Linked DNA regions of Homo sapiens: region 1 is linked to region 2. The links are chromatin loops, found by intact Hi-C in ENCODE. Cell type or tissue: Caco-2. All regions are shown on one strand. Links, peaks and the distances in the headings refer to the core of each region. The heading gives the core; the rest is flanking DNA.

Region 1 (10,357 bases), core at 1,081-9,080, 350 kb after region 2:
GGAATTGGAGGTGGAAGAGGTAGTAGTGAAAGCAAAACATGGCCTAGGTGAAAATTTTTGGAAAGTTGGTGCCCAAAATACATAATAATAAAGTTCTGTACATGTGCTGGTTCCTAGCAGCCGACAGAAAGGGGCATAGATGGTGATGTTCTTTGAGTTTACAAGTTAGAACAAGAGCATTGCTGAGGAGAAGCAAAGATAGTCCAGATTTTGAGCATAAGTGAAATTTTTCCATGCATTATTATAAATTTTAGTCAATATTCCTTTGGTAAAATGTAATATTTTTGCATTGTATTTACTGATCCAGAACATTAGATCTTTATAATATGCCTTATTTAGTCAGAAACGAAAGGCTGTAGTCACAAATGAAAGACTCTAAACTATACCACAGTGTATTACCTCTATGAACAACCAAAAAAGGGTTGCAGTGGCATATTTTTGTCATAAATATCAGAATCAAAGCTTGAAATTATATCAGAGCCTAAAGTAGTATTCGTTAATATTAGAGAAAAGGTTCTATTAGAGAAAAGGTTTTAATGACATAGCAGTCATTAACTACTAAAAGTAATGTCAAATGTGCCATAAAACAATGTTTTACAGACTGCAGACCATAACTCTCAAGTAGATCATCAAATCAATTTAGGACATTGTGCCCAGTGTATTTTTGGATGAAGTGTATTCAGAATACAGCAAAATGGAAGACATGAGAGGAAGGATGCACATCTGTGTGTATATATGGTGGTGCTGTGTCCCAGTGTGAAATGTATGTCTTAGGTTGTCATCCAGAAAGTGTGAAAGCCATTGCTATTAAAGCATAAAAGGGATAGAGTGGAGCCTTGGGCGGAGGGTCAGATTAAGGTCACCCTTGGCTTTTGGGACATTTGGGGGACTGGTAAGGAAACCCCAAGAAGAAAGTACTCCTTGGAGACGTGGGCTATGACTGAGTCAAGTAAGGATGGCAGCAGACGCCATTGCTCCTTCTGAGCACATGCTCCAAAAGTGGCACTTTCCAACAACAAAAACTCTACTGAAGGTGGGGGAGAAGATGCATTATGGAATACACATTTGAAATGTAAGGAGTCAACACTGAGATATGTAGACAAGGTCATGAAAGAGTGGCACCTTCCATTGTCCTTATTCTCCTGCCAGCCAACTATGTAAACCCTTCCACTTTGCCCCCCATCTCCATGTCTCACCTTCCCTCCCCGCGCCTTCAGCCTCATCCACGTCAAGACCAGGCCTTTGGCCGGACGCCCTTTGGGCCTGCACTGTCCAGGACAGGAGGCATGTGGCTACACAGCACTTGTGATGTCGCTGGTCCAAAGTGAAATGGTCTGTAAGCTGCTCGTACACCCTTTCGGAGCCCAGTCGCAATGTGCGGTGGCGGGAATGTGAAGCTGCGCATACACCCTTTCAGAGCCTGGTCATGGTGTGCAGTGGTGGGGGTGTGAAGCTGCTCGTACACCGTTTCAGAGCCCAGTCACGATGTGCAGTGGCAAGTGTGTGAAGCTGCTTATACACTCTTTTGGAGCCCAGTCAAGATGTGCAGTGGCAGGTGTGTGAAACTGCTTATACACCCTTTCAGAGCTCAGTCACTGTATGCATTGGCGGGTGTGTGAAGCTGCTTGTATACCCTTTTGGAGCCCCAGTCATGGTGTACAATGGCAGGTGTGTGAAGCTGCTCGTTCACCCTTTTGGAGCCCAGTCACGATGTGCAGTGGCGGGTTGTGAAGCTGCTCATACACCCTTTCAGAACCCAGTTGTGGTGTGCAGTGGTGGGTGTGTGAAGCCGCTTGCTTCCATTGAGACTTCATGCTCTCAGGTATGCCCCCGTCATGCTGTCCTGGTGGCCTTTCCTCCTCAGGTCTCAGTAGTCTGGCCACCCCCAGGGTGTCCGTGGGTCCCATTGTTTTTTAAAGACTCCATATCTCGCACTCAAAAAGTTGGGATTGAGTAAAGGAAAATACTATTATAATACTTCCTTGGGTTCTGGTTTTTGAAAAGAAAATAAGTACTAGGGCCCAAAGATTGAAAGGTGGTTTGAAACAGAGGGTGAAATTGTGGATCCATTTTTAAGTGTTAATGAGAATCAATGTGGTTCCACCAGCAAGAAAAAGCAGTATCCATTGTGTTTCTCCCTGTGCCTTGCCCCTAATAGGAGTTGCTCTGAAACCTACCGCATGCCAGTGATGGAGTACAAAATGAATGAAGGTGTTTCATACGAATTCAAGTTTCCCTTCCGAAATAATAACAAGTGGCAGAGGAACGCCAGCAAGGGGCCTCATTCACCTCAAGTCCCGTCCCAGGTGCAGAGTCCCATGACCTCGCGGCTGAATGCTGGAAAAGGAGATGGGAAGATGCCTCCTCCAGAAAGAGCCGCCAACATCCCTCGAAGCATCTCCAGTGACGGGCGCCCACTAGAGAGGCGGTAAGTGTGCCTTCAAAGGTTTGCTCTATCTCTCTCTGCCCCAAATGTAAGTAACACAGACCCATAAGCACTAGTTTTAGGCCTTCTCATATTTTACTAGAAACAAAGAATTAAACTGAGGTGCATACCGTAGTGACTTTCAAAGCATGGTAGTGTTCCAAAGCCATAAGGATCAACAGAGATTGATTCTAGCAAAGCCTTCAGCTCTGCACACTGGTATTTGTGCTTTGCTCTTTAATTTCCGTGTGATTATCAACAGACGTCGTTACTGCATGCTTAGTGGCCCTGTGGATTAGAATTTAGCAGACTCTTTGAGGTGACAGTGACTGTATATCATCCTTGACAGTCTTCATCATTTTGTTCCGAAATGATGATATAAGAGCAACAGAAGGCAGGTTTTTGGTTGAATAACTATGTTTGTGTCACTTTATTAATAAAGGATTATGCGGAAGGAAAACTAGTATAACACAAACATATTTTTCACTACTCTGAAAATAGGAAAGAATAGTGAAGAGAAGACGATACGTGGAGATACGTTAAAACACTTAGTCCTGAGTAAAGTAAGCCAGAGGGAGAGGGACTGAGGGGTCCTAGAAAGTAAGAAACCAAAGGTTGTTGTTAAATTGAAAGCCATAGAGAGTTCCCTCCCAAAAGGTAGTGGGTTAACTCTGCCTTTACAAGGTTGCCCTAGCACTTTTGTCTGGAGTTAAGAGTAAACTGCAGCACTTTGAACTAGAGTCCAGGCCTAAAATTAAACTAGATTAAGTGCTTTCAAAATGGGAATAGAAGTTGGCTATACAGATTTTAAGTAATTGCACTATAAATTTGGTTACCTCAAATCATGTACACTAAAGCAGTTTAATTGAATAATCTGCTAGTGGTCTGCTAGAAGTCATCAACTTCTTTTTTTTCTTTCTTTTTTCTTTTTTTTAGACAGAGTCTCACTCTGTCATCCAGGCTGGAGTGCAGTGGTGCTATCTCGGCTCACTGCAACCTCTGCCTCCCAGGTTCAAGCGAGTCTCCTGTCTCAGCCTCCCAAGTAGCTGGGATTACAGCGTGAGCCACCACGCCTGGCCTAGAAGTCAACTTCTTTCTGTCCATCCACTGTCCTTTCCCCATCTCTTCAGGATTGCCTTAATCACATCTCAGAATGTTGTTGTGAAAACCCTTAGACCTGGGGAGAAGTCTGTATTCTGGGAACTGTGTTGGGGAGAAGGGAGGGTCCATGTGGAAGCCAAAACATGAGCCTGACTCATCTGAGTGGCAAGAACCAGGTCTGGCAGGAGCAGGGTGCTGAGGAAAACGGTTCCCAGATACACGTAAATCATCACCGCTCCAGTTTGGAAGCAGAGAGCAGGAAGATTTAGAAACCACACTATGAAGTCTTTATCTTAGTCTGACTTTTGAACTGTTGCATAAAACATTGTCACTTAACTATTTTAGGTTACTAGGATACCATGTAGAAATAATTTAATAAAAACAGACAAACAATTTAATTAAAACAGACAAACCAAAAACATAGTCATCTTTCTACAACTTCTCATTTCATCCTGGAGATCTGTTTACAGAGCCTTGCTATTTATCTCAATAAAAGTTTCCTCTCCCATAGTGGCCCCATTACCATCTGGACTCCTCTCTTTCCTTATTTTGAGGAGGAAAACATCCAAGAGACCTCTGAGTAAATTCTTTTTTTGACACATTCCAGACTTGGCTGCCTCTGAGGTGTGTGCTAACTGGAATTCATGATTTGGCCCACATTTTGAAAGATGAACCTAGGAAATCACTGTATAGAGAAGGACCTTTTCCCCCACCTCAGTGCTGTTTTCTTTCTCTCCAGAACAATCAGCAGGCTTTCACAAGTGAAATTGGCTTTGTGTAATTTCCTTTATACAATATTCCATTTGAGAATGTATTTTGATTCCATGTTGAATTTAATTTCTGCAACAGAAACTAAAGCTCCTTGCCAGTCATACTGACCTTCAAAAGGGAAAATATTTTTTGTAGCTGAGTATCATATTTCGATGGGAGCAGCTTTCAGTGCTAGAGAATGCAGAACTCCATTTTTTCCAGATGTAGATCCTTGAGTTCTAGAGGTAATTTCTGTGTGTACTTGTGTCTGCCTTTCTTCTTTACTCCACCCAGAGGAAAATGCATCTCAGTAAGTGCGCCTTCTAGAAGACCATTAGAGTAGCTTGTGACTCTCTAAGCTGCAGAGGTGAAAGGGCCATAGGTGGGGCTGACGAGGTTTTCAGGAAAATTTAACCTCTACTCACTGCCCCCTTAGTCTCTGGTATATATTCAGTACACTAGACTAGGATTTCAGATCTTAGGATGCAGGGCTTAGATGACTTGTGAGATCTCAGTCCTACAGTTTCCAGGATATTAGGATGATTTGGCTCATCTTCATTTTGAAATATATGGTAATTAATTGGATGGATATTCTTCTTTTATGAAAATTTAAAGTTCAGTTTCTTACCCCATCATTCCTAATTTTTAGTAAAAAATATCTTTTAAGTTTTAATTTTGAGGCATAAAGAGAAGGTACTATAGATTGAATATCTTAATCCAAAAGTCTGAAATCTGTAATACTACAAAATCTAAAACGTTTTGAGCACTGACATGATGCTCAAAGGAAATGCCCATTGGAGGATTTCAGATATTCGGATTAGGGATGCTCAACTGCAAGTGTAATGCAAATATTTCAAAATCCAAAAACTTCCAAAATCCAAAACATTTCTGGTCCAAAGAATTTAGGATACGGGCTACTCGTGTTTGAGAAAGTTTGTTTTGCTACTGTGACTCCAGGAATATTTGAGGATAGAGCAGATTCATGAGTTTTATCAGAAATACTTCCTCAGTCCTTCTTGAGTCCCCAGATGCATAAAGTTCACCTTAGAATATAATTTCCTTCATGAAATTTAGTAAAACATAACTGAAAACTTAAAGCATCCCCTTTGTAGTCCTACTGAGAACAAATACCTTATTGAGATACAGAAGTGAGGAGTACCGGGGCACCCCTCATCCATCTGACTCTCCCCTGCATACCAGCGCCGTCCTGAGTGCCATTTACAATTTGTACCTTGTACTCACCAAGTATAATTTGGACCTTTCAGAGGAATCATAAATCATGAAAATAAATGACAGGGTCTGCCAGACCTTGAATCTTGCCTTACCAGTAATGGTGTGGCGTAATATTGTGACTAAAGAATGCTTTACAGTTGTTCATTCCATTCATTTTTTCTCCTGTAGGTTAGGGAAATTGTGTTTAACCATAGAGAAACCAGCTATACTTAAGCTCAAGTTAGCAGCCATCTCAAGTCTACTCCTCCAGTGCTCCCCAAATCTGCCCACTTAAGTAACCATGGATGGATCCAACACAGTCCATTTTGGGTGAAAACACTAATTTACTGCTTGTAGAAGCATAGTTTTTCTTTAATTTGTATGTAGTATCCCAGACTTAAAGGTCATTAGGAACAAAAAAAATAAATCTGCATAATATTTTTCCTTTAATATCAAGGTCAGGATTTTTATGACATAAAAATGTTGGTGTTTTGAGTTTTAATAAAAATTCTTTAGTTGGATGATGTTCTTTATACATAGTTAAGAGAAACTGACACAGTAAGAATTGATAATCCATTTGGCATCTAAATAGAATAAAGTCTAATTTCTATTTGGTTTAAATATATGAGTTTTATGCTCTCCAGGTGGCTTTCTGATTACAGAATTTTACAGTATTTGTGAGAGTAGTAGTTATTAACAATTAACATTCGTTCAACAGAAATAGGTAATATGATACGGTCACTATTTTGGCCTCAAATTTACCTAGAGCTTAAGGGTAGGATTGAAATAAAAATTGCTGGCTGTGGCACGCTGAACTTGATACATTACTGTGTTTAAACATAATGCGGGATCAGCAATAAAACCCTGATCTGTGTTAATATGCTTATAAAAGTTGAGCTATTTGAGGGGCTTTGGATAAACAACAGACATCTTAGCATGTAAAATGATTTTCTTTTCTCCTTTTTTTAGGCTGGTATTACCAGCCTTTATGTAAATATTTGATGTTAGAGCTCACTGAACACTTGGTACTTCTGAGTTTTACCTGGATGTCATTGTTACTCCCCTTGAGACCCCTGCACTTAACTCTTAAGAAGCTGGATGGGGGGCCTTTTTTGTTCACGCAGTTATGGCAGCTGCGTCTGCAGCCTCCCTCCCTCCTTCCTTACAGACACCAGCACCATATAGGGTGTGAATATGGTGGAAACAAACTTAAAAGAGTTCTCCTCTCAGAGAGCATAATAGTCACGTGACCATTCAGTCTTGATTTTTAAGGAAATACTTTTTAAGTTTGTTATATCATACAGGATCTAAGCTAATCTTCCACTGTGTCATTTTCTGCTTTCAAACAAAACAAGCACCATTTAATGTTTACTCTTCTTTTGTTTAGAATATTAGCTGTGGTTAGAAGCCTCAGACTTGTGCTTTCCAAATACTGGCCCCCTCCATCACAGCTTCGTGCCTTGCCATGAGGATCCTGAAATCATGGGACTTTTGAACTTCACTGGGAATGCTCCAGCTAGGTCCCCATTGCCCATTGACTTCCATATTTCTTTTCATTTCTTTAATTATTTTTTTTTTGTGACAGGGTCTCACTCTGTCGCAGTGGCATTGATCTTAGCTCACTGTAAACTCAAACTCCTGGGTTCAAGCCATCCTCCCACCTCAATCTGCTGAGTAACTAGTACTGCAGGTGCACGCCACACCACACCCAGCTTATGTTTTGAAATGATTTTTTTTATAGAGACAGTGTCTCACTCTGTTGCCCAGACTAGTTGTAAACTCTTAGCCTCAAGTGATCCTCCCTCCTCAGCCTCCCAAAGTGCTGGGATCACAGGTGAGAGCCACTGCACCCAGCTAACTTCTACATTTCTAAAGCTTCTGGATGGTGTTAGGTCCTTAGCTTATTTGATACCATTCACTACTCCCTCCTTCTTCAAATTACATTTCCTTGTCTTCCAAAAGGTATTCCTGATTTTTTTTGTATCGTCAGCTCTTTGCGCCTATCTCATCACCCTGAAATTTGTGTTCCCCACTTCTTCCTCATTTTTATTTGAATCCCACACTGTGCAATTCTTCTAGAAGGTTCATCCACTTGAGCAACCTCAACTGTCATCTGTATGTGGGCAGTTCCTTAGCTGATCTGTTTTGCCTTGGTCTCTTTTTCACTTTTCATATTCCTGACTACCTACTGAACATATGCACTTGAAAGGCATGAAAGTGTCTCACATTCACAAGTTCAAGCTGACTTGACCTTCACACCTGCCCCTCCTTCTGCCTCTTCCGTCTCGTGTGTTACCCACCTTGGTGGATGGCTTTGCCATCTACCTGAGTATCCAGAGCAGAAGTAGGATTCGTTATCAACTTCCCCTCAGCACTATCATCCCATCTCCACACATGTTCCTGCCATTGCCTGAGAAGTTCTCATTTCGCACTAAGTTTCTTTTGCTTACCTAAACTGTTGCCAACAGCCTCTAGGTATGATTACCAGCCTCCCACTGGAAGGATGACCTAATAAAAATGGATATACTCCTCAGGCTGTGCCTTTTCATTATAGCCCTTCCATAGTTCCACACAGCCTTCAGGATCAAGTCCAACTCACCAGCAAGTTTGCCTGTGTTGGCTGGGTGCTGTGGTTTATGCCTATAATCCCACCACTTTGGGAGGCCAAGGCTGGTGCATGGCTTGAGTCTAGGAGTTCAAGACCAGCCTGGGCAACATAGTGAGACCCCGTATCTACAAAAAATAAAAAAAAATTAGCCAGGTGTGGTGGCACATGCCTGTAGTCTCAGCTACTTGGGAGGCTGAGTGGGAGGATCACCTGAGCCTGGGCATTTGAGGCTGCAGTGAGCCGTGATCACGCCACTGCACTTCAGCCGGGGTAACAGAGTGAGACCCTGTCCCTCCCAAAAAGTTTGTCTATGTGGACTTGCCTTTCCCTTTTCCCCTATCATCGTCACCACCCCCATCCCTAGGCATGGGAGTGGCTCTCTCCTCTGCAAGCACTATGTTCCCCTTGATGCCTTTTTAGGAGCTCCTCTACTTGGTGCACCTTCCACTCCTTCTTTTGACTGCTGAAGTCTTGCCATGCCTGCTCCTCTGACAAGTCGCCTTTAATTTCCCCAAAACACTCTCCTCCCATTTCTACCTTAATTGCCTCACTAGGAATGTTCTTACCACCACATGGCTTCTTCACTCACAAAATTTATGAAACTTCGCTTTAATGTTATTTGTCCATTTCTTTAAACTTAGCCTGTCTTATTCATCTTTGTATTCCAAATACCAGCCACAGACTCTGGCATTTAATAGGCTCCCAATGCTTTTTTTAAGAAGAGTTTCCTCAACTTAGTGTGTCTACACTTCACATGGTAGTCCAGCTTTCCACACGAAGAGTTTCCTCTACTTTCCATTTGTGGTAATGACCCTTTAATAACAAAAGGGCTTATTTAAGTAACTGGGGACAGAATTTAATCTATCTTGGAGAAAATAAACCAATTTCCTTTTATAAAAATTAGATGATAGGTAAAGGCAAAGCACTTGATAGTCTGATAAAGCTATAGCATTAAACATAGATATAAGTAGAATTATTTGGTTTTTGTTGACTAAGTTTAGAATACTTCATTTTAAAAGTATATTGCTGGTAGAGCTTTTCTAAAATTGACTCAAAGTGAAATGCAAGATCTTGATTGACTCCTTCAAAAGGTTTTAGTTGGAACTGAATTCTGGTGGTGTATTTGTCAGCCAAGACAAGGGAGAAAAGCAGAGGGCCGCATTTGACTTAAAGTGACCGGACTCTGAAGGCTCCTGTTTTCCACTCCTTGCAGGAAACAGCGTACTCTGGCATCCATGTCAGGATTAGAGTTGATGTGATTTGCAAGTTCACATTTTTAGATGATACTGCAACAGTGGTTCCTATTCAGGCATTCAGGAAATGGGCACAATGGCTTCAGCTTGGCACACCTCCCAGTTCCCCATCGTTTACAAACTCCAGAGTGGCCCAGGAATGGGAGGAGAATGCTCCAGTACTGTGTCCAGCTCCAGCTCTTCAGTTACTTACTCATCATTCCTTGGGCCTCGAAAGTAGCTATTCTGCACTCACCCTAGGGAAATGTTTCCATAACGGCTTCCTCTCTGCAGGGCCACCTGTGTATTAGTGTGACCTGCCTGGAAATTCCTAGAAGCACCAGGAGGGTAGGCTGTGCTGTCCAGGGGCCATGATTTGCATCCTGCCTACGCTACTGGGAGTGTGTGGCAGTGGGCAAGGTCCTGTCCTTCTGCACTTTAACATCCCCATGACTCAAGTAGGTCACAGCCCCACCTCTTAGAGTCTGTGAAGATTAATTAGGGTAATACAGGTTCAGCATCCCTTACCCAAAATGCTTGAACCAGAAATGTTTCAAATTTCAATTTTTTTTTAATTTTGCGCATATTTGCATTGATCCTATTGGTTGAGCATCCCAAATTTGAAATCCAGAATGCTCCAATGAGCATTTCATTTGAATGTTATATTGGCGCTCAAAAAGTTTTGGATTTTGGGGCCAACTGCTGTGGCTCACACTGGTAATCCCTGCCCTTGGGGAGGTCGAGGCAAGTGGATCACCTGAGGTCAGGAGACCAGCTTGGCCAACATGGCGAAAGCCTGTCTACTAAAAACACAATAATTAGCTGGGTGTGGTGGCGGGTGCCTGTAATCCCAGCTACACGGGAGGGTGAGGCAGAAGAATCACTTGAACCTGGGAGGAGGAGATCGCAGTGAGCCGAGATCACACCACTGCACTCCAGCCTGGGAGACAGAGCAAGACTCCGTCTCAAAAAAAAAAGAACAGGATTCCCATGATCTAGTCTGAACAGCTGGTATGAATTATGTGGTTA
Region 2 (10,357 bases), core at 1,347-9,346:
ACACTCTGTGTCAGTTGCATCACAGTGATTTAGAGAAATTATTATAAGAACTGTCACTTGTGGTAATTTTTTCCTTGATGCTGTGTTGTCTTTCCTTTTCCAAGCCAGTAGTTTCAGATTTCCTGTATCTGCTTGTTGAATAGCAGTGGGCCCCATATGAAGGTAGAATACTTAACCACAGCACTGTTTTATATTTTGGATGTGTTAAAAAATGAAAACAAAAACAAAAACAAAAAAACAGAAAACTGATCTGGCTGGGTTGTACAGGATGAATTGAAGGCAAAAGATTGAAGCCAGAACAGCAAATTTAGTGGCTGCTATAGGAACAAATTTCGGCTACTTAAGAAATATTTTCTCATCATCTTAATACAATGATGGGGATAATTTTGGTTGAGTATATTATTTGAAGGGACATTTGGTAGAATTTCCATGGAGGAATAATGTAGTATGCTTGTATGTAGTAGGCCTACCATAAAGATTTGTTTATTAGTGACCAAATGAATTTGTATCTGCAAGGTATTTGAATGGTGACCATATGAATTTTTGTTTGCATAGGTGGGTCTCTAAGGAGTAATTTATTCACTTTTCCTGTAAGTGTTTATTGAATCCCATTATATGCCAGGGACTGGTGGCTGCTGCTGGTAAACAGGATACATGGTTCCTGTCCTTGTATAGCTGATACTCTTCTAGTGACTTATGTGGCCCTTGTCAATGTTCTGTTCCTCTCCTCTAGTTGGATTTTTCTTTTAGTCAAAGGCCACCTGTTTTGGTGCAAAAACAATTGCAGTTGTTTATGGTCCTATATTAAATATTATTTATATATATAGAGAGAAATAAACAGTCAACTGCATTTTGGTTTCCAAGGAGATATATCTTGGCAAAATTTATTTTATCAAGTGCTTTTCTAAGAAAGAGTACCAAAGGAAACTGGCTGTAATGCCTTTTGGTTAAGATTTTCCTGAGGACCCAGATAGGGTTTTTAAATCTTGGTTTCTTCTACTCCCACACCCACCCCAAAAGAATCTGGAAAGCTAGTTATGACTAGTCCTGGGTTTGATATTGATTGCTGGAGCTTTGAAGAGTCATATAACCCTTCTGCATCTTCATTCATTCATTCATTTCTTCATTCACTTAATAAGTCTTCATTGTTTACCTGTTATGTATCAAATAATCCTTGTAAAAGGGAGAAAATTGAGGGTTGAATTCAGTTTTCTTTAAGACCTACTGTAAAAATTCTATAAATTTATTACTATGATTTAGTAAGATTTAGGCCTTTTTATAGATAGTAGAAATATTTTTGAAAGAACTGAAGAAAGAAATTTAGAGTATTTGTTTTTAACTCTAAAATATTTTAGTGAGAAAATTCTATAATGGTGGATAATTTTAGTGTTAGTTCATTCTGAGCTGAAACCAATCAACATTTAAACTCAGCTCAGAGTTTTTCTTTTTAATTTTGGTAGTAGACAGTTCTGAATCTAACCTTTCTGTTGTTACAGGTAGCACCCTGGAAACTTAATGCCTGTTTCAGATGATTGGTATAATGTGTGTGTAGGAGATTTGGAAATGCTTGTTACCTCTTCTAGGTGCTTGGTTCTGAATCTTTTAGACTATGGTCATCTTTTATGTGTAGTCGTCTTGGGATAATGGTAACATCATGTCACTGAATGCAGAACAGTCACACTGAAGATCTGAGTGCCATTACTGTGATAATTAAGCAGGTATTTGCTCATGCTGCCAAAAAAGTAATATTCAGAGTTCCTAGTGTGAGATTTCATGGCTTTATAAAGTGATATTTTCATTTTAACTTGTTGGAAATTCAACATAGTATTGACTATACATGAAAAGATTCAGTTATGCAAAGTAAAATGTAAGAATTTCCTCCCATGTCGATTGTTGCTTTTCGTAAATCTGGTTTCAGTGTTACCAAAGAACAGTGGAAGATTTGTTCTAGTCCTGGCTTTACTACATACTAGTTGTGTGACTTTGGCTGTCTTTCATTTACTAATCAGCAGTATCATTATGCATTTTGTAGGTGGCAGATACGTTCTCATCCTAGGGATACATCAATAAACAACTCTGAGTGAGATGGGAAGCCACTGGAGGGTTTTGTACAAAGGGTTTTGGTCTGACATCTTTAAAGAGTGACACTCTGTTGTGTAGGGGAATAGAATGGGGAGGAGTGCAAAGGTGGAAATAGGGGGATGTTAGAGGTTTCTAGCAATGCTCTATAGGTGAGATATGATAGCAGCTGTGGAGGTGATGAGAAGTGAGTGGTTTCTGGATATATCTCAAATGGGGCTAAAATGATTCACTGGTGGGTGAGATGATGTGGAGTGTGACAAAGAGTATACTCAAGGATGACACCGAGGTGTTTAGCCTGAGCAGCTGGAATAATGGGGATGCCATTTATTGAAATGGAGATGCCTAGAGGAGCAAGTTTGGGTGTGGTATTAAGAGTTGATCTGTGCATGTTGGGTATGAGATGCAAGTTGACTTGCCAAGTGGAGCAGTCAGGTAGGCAGCTGGGCAGGTCTGTCAGTCTTCATGAGCTTTAGTTTTCTCATCTGTGAAATGGGGAGAGTGTCTGCCCTTCTCAGAATTCTTGAGATCAAATGAGAAAAAAAAAGTTAAAACTTGTAAAGCTGTGTCTTACATTATTTCTGGAAAGTAGACTGGCTACCATCTTGTGTCCTTTGTGGTCTCCTTTGCACTATTTAACTCATAGGCCACATTGTATTGTGGAAAGTTAGCATATGCCCTCCAAAGCCTGGTTTCTTTCCCAGTAGATGTGAAAGCTTTCTCTTTGATCCCTCCTGCAATTCCTGGGCAGCTTCTGGGAGAACTTGGTATGTATGTATTTCAGTTATCTCCAGGGTGTCAGAGGGCTTCATTTTGTGTAGAACCATACTTGAGAGTGTGGTACCAGACTTGCCTCTTAATAAACATAGCTTTGGGCCAAAGTAATTTATTTAGGTGGGAGGGTATTGTAGTAGAAAAATGGCTCTTATCTTTCTCAAATTCTTTATTTTAGGCTTTTTCCATAACTTGAATCCATTAACAGATAGGGTCTAATAGGTCAGATGATTTTGGGAGACCGCTCTTCATGTTTCTTGATTCAGAAAACTTATATATTCTAGTTTTTTTGACTGCTTTACTTTTTTTCAGGCAGGTGAAATACATTAAGTATGTATTTGAATCTATTGAATTAAAATTTGCTTAGGATCCACCATGTTGAAAGCATCAGTCTTGTATTTTTATCAGTGTCATTTTGAATTTATTAAATGTCTGTCATTAGAGGTAGTAGTAAATAGTTATATATTTGAAATGTAGTACTTTTATAATCTATACTTTCCTACCAGTTGATTGTTCCTTTAAGAATGTCTTGGCTGGGCGTGGTGGCTCACGCCTGTAATCCCAAGCGCTTTGGGAGGCTGAGGCGGGCGGATCACGAGCTCAGGAGATCAAGACCATCCTGGCTAGCACGGAGAAACCCCGTCTCTACCAAAAATACAAAAAATTAGCCGGGCGTGGTAGTGGGCGCCTGTAGTTCCAGCTACTTGGCAGGCTGAGGTAGGAGAATGGAGTGTGAACCCAGGAGGCGGAGCTTGCAGTGAGCCAAGATCGTGCCACTGCACTCTACCCTGGGCGACAGAGTGAGACTGTGTCTCAAAAGAAAAAAAAATGTCTTTAGCCAACAGATGTGGTGGTTTTGGGTTCTTCTAATCCACAAGCAGTTTTGAACAGAAACACTATCACTCTTCACTGCTGTCCTCGTTTGATTATCAGTCAGCAAGGTTCCACTGGGCATCAGCAGTGTGCGCCCATTGCAGGTCCTCTGATTTAGAAAGGTCCTGACACATGCAGTGAATATAACTTGATGACTGCCATCTAAGTAAGTATGGTAACCGTTGGAATACCATCTAAGTAAGCATTCTAAGTGTTCAGTGGAAAGAGAATGGTAATCGCTTTAATAATGAAGGCCTCAGGGAGGTAGGAACCATGTTTTTCAGGAGATATCATGGGGGCAGAAGTTATTTTGGATAGTTTTCTTATATGTTTTGAGCAAAAGGACCTCTCTCTACATGAGGGTTTTTGTTAGGTCTTCAGATTTATAAAATAGGTTTACCCATCCGCTTAATAATTGTTAAGTTACATAGTCTTTTGCTTTTCATTGAATTGGCTTACTGTACATTATTTTGTTTCAGCCTCTAAGAAACTGAACCATAGGTACCCAGTATATTACTTGACATAATTGTTCATAATTGTTGAAGAGAAACCTCAAACCTTGTCTTTCCTTTTTAAGTACATATTAGAAAATTTTGGTCAATTGTAACAACTAATTTAAAGGGGATCTATATGTTTAAATCTGTATCTTTTTCATGCTTAATTTTTCCCCCTAGAAGGAACATGACTGTCTTAGTCTTCCTAAAGTATCTTTTAGGCTTTCCAAATTGTCTGATGGCTATTTATTTGAACTTAAGTGCAATAGTTGCTTTTATTGGAGAGATGCTGAGCGTCTGAGGTTGCAGTAATTATTTATGTACTCCTAAAGTTTTTTTAAATAACAACTTTATTGAGTTATAATTCTCTATTTAAATTAAAAAGTCAGTAGTTCTTAGTATATTCATACAGTTCTGCAGCTATCTCTATAAACAATTTTAGAACATTTTCATTACCCCGCAAAGAAACTCCAAGCCCATTTGCAGTCACCCCCCATTTCTTTCCAGCCGCACCCCTCCTCTCCGACCCTAGCCCTAGGCTACCACTAACCTACTTTCTGTCTTTATAGATTTGCCTCTTCTATGTGTTTCATATAAATGGGATCATACAATATTTTGTGTTTTGTGACTGGCTTCTTTCACCTAGCTCTGTCAAAGCACATTTTTTGCAAGCGCTTTAACTTTGGTGGTAATGTTACAGATTTAAGGATTCAAAACCAAATATTCCCTGTCTGCTGACACAGAAACTACAACCTGTGCTGGGACCAGAGAAAATAGCAAAACGACCAGTTACTAAGTGTGTTTGTAGAACAGGGAGTGAACTTTGAAGCTTTCATAAAATAAAACCACCCTAGTACTAATCCACCAGTGCATTCAGTACATGTGATTGCGTAATTGTTTTACCGCACCTTTCCAGAGTATTATCCTGTTTTTCCCTCGAATTTCTTGCAGCTCTTAGAAGTCGTTTCTGATTCTTCCCTTTCTTTTACTTTTGCTCTGATCTGTGACCAAGCTTTATCATTTTTTTCCCTTTGAATTGATTTTTTTAGCTTTTGCTCTTAGTTTTATTGTCACTGTCTTAGAGTGGACCTTGACCCCTGTATCTAAGCGGCTGTATCTAGGCTTAGGCCTCCTTTCTGACCCGTTTGACTCCCGCTGTCCCATTCTCCAGGCCATCTTGTCTGATCATTCTTTCTAAGGGACCACTTAGTTACATGTGCCACCCTGGAGGAACTCAAGTGGCTCTAATACTTTGCTACATCAAAGTCATACTTTCCTGCTTGCTTTTACGACATTCCTATTTGGTCTCTCCATTTTTGGCCTCTACCAGACTATGTCTCTGCCTTCCTATGCTAGGACTTTGCTCTGTCCTCTTCCGTCCTATTCTGATTTTCGAAAAATCTTCAGTTCGTTTTCAGTTTTAGTTATATTTAATTCAAAAAGTATGGAGGCCAGGTGCGGTGGTTCACACTTGTAATCTCAGCACTTTGGGAGGCTGTATCAGTCTCTTCTCACACTGCTAATAAAGACATACTTGAGACTGGGTAATTTATAAAGGAAAGAGGCTTAATGGACTCACAGTTCCACATGGCTGGGGAAGCCTCACAATCATGGCAGAAGGCAGATGAGTAGCAAAGTTACGTCTTACATGGCAGCAGGCAAGAGAGCATGTCCTGGAGAACTCCTCTTTATAAAACCATCAGATCTCATGAGACTTATTCACTATCACAAGAACAGCATGGAAAAGACCAGCATCCATGATTCAATTATCTCCCACCGGCTCCCTCCCATGACACGTGGGAATTATGGGAGCTACAATTCAAGATGAGATTTGGGTGGGGACACAGCCAAACCGTATCAGAGGCTGAGATGGATGGTTCACTTGAGCCTAGGAGTTGGAGACCAGCCTGGGCAACATGGTGAAATCCTGTCTCTACAAAAAATAAGCTAGGCATGGTGATGCATGCCTGTAGTCCCAGCTGTTCAGGAGGCTGAGATGGGAGGATCGCATGAGGCCAGGAGGTCGAGGCTGCAGTGAGCAGAGATAGTGCCACTGCACTCCAGCCTGGGCAGCAGAGTGAGACCATGTCTTAAAAAAAGAAAAATGTATGTGAAATCTACTAATTTCCTCATTTGTTGCTTTATCACTCTTATACCCTTCCCTGCATATGGTACTCCTTATCAGTATCTTGTCTCCCTTTTCCCTCTGGGCACCAGCCCCTGAACACTAGTTTTATCCCTGTCTTTCTCATCCTTCAAGACCCACCTTCTTCATTGATGTCTTGCTGGTTACCATAACACACCCTGATTTCTCCCTTCTCTGACATGTTGTTGTATTGTGTTGCGCACTTAAAGAGCCTAGCACTTAATGATTAATGCATAGTTCATCAAGGGTGTTTAGCCTGGAGAAAACTCAGAGGGGCATCATCCTTTGTCGCAGGAGTCAAAAGTCCATCAAGTGGAAGGAGGAGAGGTTACCTTTTGTCTTCTCAGGCCTCACAGGACAGAACCAATGAGTAGAGTAAATACAGATATTTGAGTAAACATTAGAAAGGACTTTGCTGGTCCAGGTGCTTGCAGTTGTGATAGGCTGTGTCCCATCGTTGGAGGCCCTAATGCATAAGGCTGGATCATTTCTGGACAGGGTCATTGTAAAGGGCGTTCACATGATTCACATGGGCTCAGTTACACTAGTGATTATCTGTCTCGAGTGTCACAGTCATCCGGGGGCATTTAAATACACAGATTCTCAGCCTCCACCTTGAGAGTTTAGGTTGAGCAGTCTGTGAAGCCAGGCTTGGAAAGTTTTGAATTAGGTGGCTCTTTTAGTCCTGAGATCCTATGAGGCTCATTTGGTTACTAGATTTTTATTTATTTTATTTTTATTTATTATTATTATTTTTTGAGACAGAGTCTCACTTTGTTGCCTAGGCTGGAGTGCAATGGTGTGATCTCGGCTCACTGCAACCTCCGCCTCCTGGGTTCAAGCAATTCTCCTTCCTCAGCTTCCCGAGTAGCTAGGATTACAGGTGTGCACCACCACACCCGGCTTCTTTTTGTATTTTTAGCAGAGATGGCGTTTCACCATGTTGGCCAGGCTGGTCTTGAACTCCCAACCTCAAGTGATCTGCCTGCCTTGGCCTCCCAAAGTGCTGGGATTACAGGTGTGAGCCACTGTGCATGGCCAGATTACCAGATATTTATTGAGTGCCTGTATTATATGGCAATATAAAGTTTTTGGTTTTTGCCTTCATGGAGCATAGAGTCAAGGGAGTAATGCAGACAGAGAGCTGAAACCATGTGATTTCTCCTCAGGTAGGTATAGATTCTCTGAGGATAGAGACCATTTCTCTTTTTTTCATGGTTCTTTATTTGCCCCAGAGGAATGGGCACTTTGGGATTCCTTCTTGACTGGCAAGATGATTAACCCGATGTTTACTGACAAGCCCTCCTTGTGGTAGGGCTTAGTACTATGTTCTTTATCTAAGTGTTTTCTTTACTTTTCTTTCTTTCTTTTTTTTTTTTTTGGGACAAAGTCTCGCTCTGTAGGCCAGGCTGGAGTGCAGTGGCATGATCTCGGCTCACCGCAACCTCCGCCTCCTGGGTTCAAGTGATTCTCCTGCCTCAGCCTCCCGAGTAGCTGGGATTACAGGCACTCACCACTTCACCCGGCTAATTTTTTGTATTTTTAGTAGAGACAGGGTTTCACCATGTTGGCCAGGCTGGTCTTAAACTCCGGACCTCAGGTAATCCGCCTGCCTCAGCCTGTAAAAGTGCTGGGATTATAGGCGTGAGCCACCGTGCCAGGCCTATCCAAGTGTTTTCATACAACTTAATGTCTTGGTTGAGAAGGAGCCACTCTATCTTCATTTGTTTCATGGCAGGTTCTGGCTTTAGATTTTGTTGCTTCCTGGTAATTAATGTCAGCTATCATTTATTGAGTAACCACTGTGTCAGGCACTTTGTGTCACATTATTGCTAATCTTTATAAACAAGCCTGTGAGATAGACATTAGGACTCTGTGGGAGCCAGGATATTGAGTTCCTGTTACAGAATTTCTGCTTCTCTTAACATAGATTGTAGCAGCTACTGAGTTGAGGCGTTATCTAATGCAGTCATCTGTTGGGACCAGAGTAATTGCAGTCATATTTTGGCTGTGTGCATAAAGCATATTTTGTTGGGAATGCCAGAAAGCCTGTCTGCTTATAATAGGTAGCTATGACCACCACCCTGTTAAACTTATAATTCGTTTTAAACACTATGCTGTACTGATAATAAAAGATTTTCATCTGTTTCTCCAATGAAAGGCTGATCTTGCTACTATAGTTTTAAGCATGGTATATGGTTTATTATTCATTCATGTTGTGCCCAAATGGAAAGTCAGGGACTGTTTTTTTTTTCGTATCTTTAACAATGATCTGGATTTCACAGAGTTGGTGTGTGACCCATTTGGTGGTTTCTTTTTCTTATCTGTTGTAGGACTTTGGCCTGTCACGGTGTCGGCCCTAGTGCCCAGTTAGTAATGACCATAAATATCTTTTGCTGAACAACACCAGTGAATTCATTCTGTGTTAGGTTCTTTACTTATTCCATCTCATTTTATCCTCATGAAATTCCTGAAAAATAGGTATTATCAACATTTAACAGATGTAAGGAAACTGAGAAAGGCTAAATAACTTGTCTAGCTTTCAGTTGCTTCCCTAGCTTTCCGATGCTCCCCTAGTTTTCCGATGCTCCCCTAACTTTCTGATGCTCTCCTGTTTACCTGAGGAGACTCAGGCGTGGTTTGCATAAGAGTTAATACCATTTCTTTTTCTTTCCCTCATTTCTTCCTATTGTAGGCTTTACTGAGAAAAATTTGATGTTACCTGAGGTCAGGAGTTACCATCCTGGCCAACGTGGCGAAACCCCATCTCTACTAAAAAAATACAAAAAATTAGCCAGGCATGGTGGTGCATGCCTGTAGTCCCAGCTTTTCAGGAGGCTGAGGCAGGAGACTTGCTTGAACCCGGGAGGCAGAGGCTGCAGTGAGCTGTGGTTGCACCACTGCACTCCAGCCTGGACAACAGAGCGAGACTCCGTCTCAAAAAAAGAAATAAAAGTTAAGTGGTATATAAGTGAACTTTCAGGAGGTGAAGATGTACTAGTATCTCTGACACCTAGAGAAAAGTCATGGATAGTGTATTTAAAGTAGTGCTTGTCATTGAATGTCCTTTCTGGCCAACAGAACTTACTGAGATGTGGGGAGCAACTTCCACAGTGGGCTGACACCTGCCGAGGGAAGTCCAAGGCCCGGGATTGCAGATGCTTTTAATATGAATAGCTAGGTGAAATGTGAATATATATAGTTAGGTGAAATAAATGTAAATCTTCACTAAGTTTGTAATAACCACAGAGTTTTTTCTAGTAAGAACATCTTCACGTTACTTCCCAACTTGAGCAAGACAGGAAGCTTGAGACATTTATTTTTTGGGGTGAAATGCTTTCTTTTTCATCTTGCAGCATGGATTGTGCAATTGTCATCTTGTCCTTGACTTCTGCCTATTGCCCTAAAATTATCGGGCTGTCATCAAGTCAGCATCTGCTTTGTTTTGAAATACATGTCTTTTAAGAGGCTGGAGGCATATTAGAAATATACAGATTTTTTTCTCCCCAACTTTTGTTTTAGATTCAGTGGTACAGGTGCAGGTTTGTTACGTGGGTATGTTGTGTGATGCTGAGGTTTGGGCTTCTAATAATCTCGTTATGCAGGTACTGAGCATCGTACCCAACAGTTAGTTTTTCAACTCATCCCTCCCTCTCTCTCTCCCCTCTCTAGTAGTTCCAGTGTCTATTATTGCCATTCTTATGTCCGTGAGTACCCAGCGTTTAGCTCCCAATTATAAGTGAGAACATGTGGTATTTGCTTTTTCTTTTCCTGCTTTAATTTGCTTAGAATAACGGCCTCCAGCTGTATCCATGTTGATGCACAGGACATGATTTTACTCTTTTTTTGTGGCTGCATAGTGTTCTGTGGTGTATATGTACCATATTTTCTTTATCCAACCCACTGTTGATGAACACCTCCTTTGATTCCATGTCTTTGCTGTTGTGAATAGTGTTGTGAGGAACGTGTGAGTGTATGTGTCTTTTCAGTA

Evidence for each region. Peaks named below come from ENCODE experiments on the same cell type or tissue, not always from the same donor. Only the 100,000 strongest peaks of a DNase experiment are listed, where the experiment ranks them.
Region 1: it touches region 2 in a loop (4-fold over the local background); 3 of 110 quality-filtered maps call a loop at or near these places.

The regions. Positions count from the first base shown.
Region 1 is chr14:71,683,204-71,693,560 of GRCh38, forward strand. It overlaps SIPA1L1 (signal induced proliferation associated 1 like 1), which reads left to right. Exons shown (of 24, transcript NM_001386936.1): 13 at 2,159-2,428. Among named protein-coding and RNA genes, the nearest start is that of RGS6, 240 kb to the right of the region's middle. In Caco-2, for the core only: no CTCF peak of the experiment used is centred there; a DNase peak (open chromatin) is centred at 5,488.
Region 2 is chr14:71,331,634-71,341,990 of GRCh38, forward strand. All of the region lies in intron 2 of SIPA1L1 (signal induced proliferation associated 1 like 1), which reads left to right. Among named protein-coding and RNA genes, the nearest start is that of SIPA1L1-AS1, 15 kb to the left of the region's middle. In Caco-2, for the core only: no CTCF peak of the experiment used is centred there; DNase peaks (open chromatin) are centred at 5,348 and 6,798.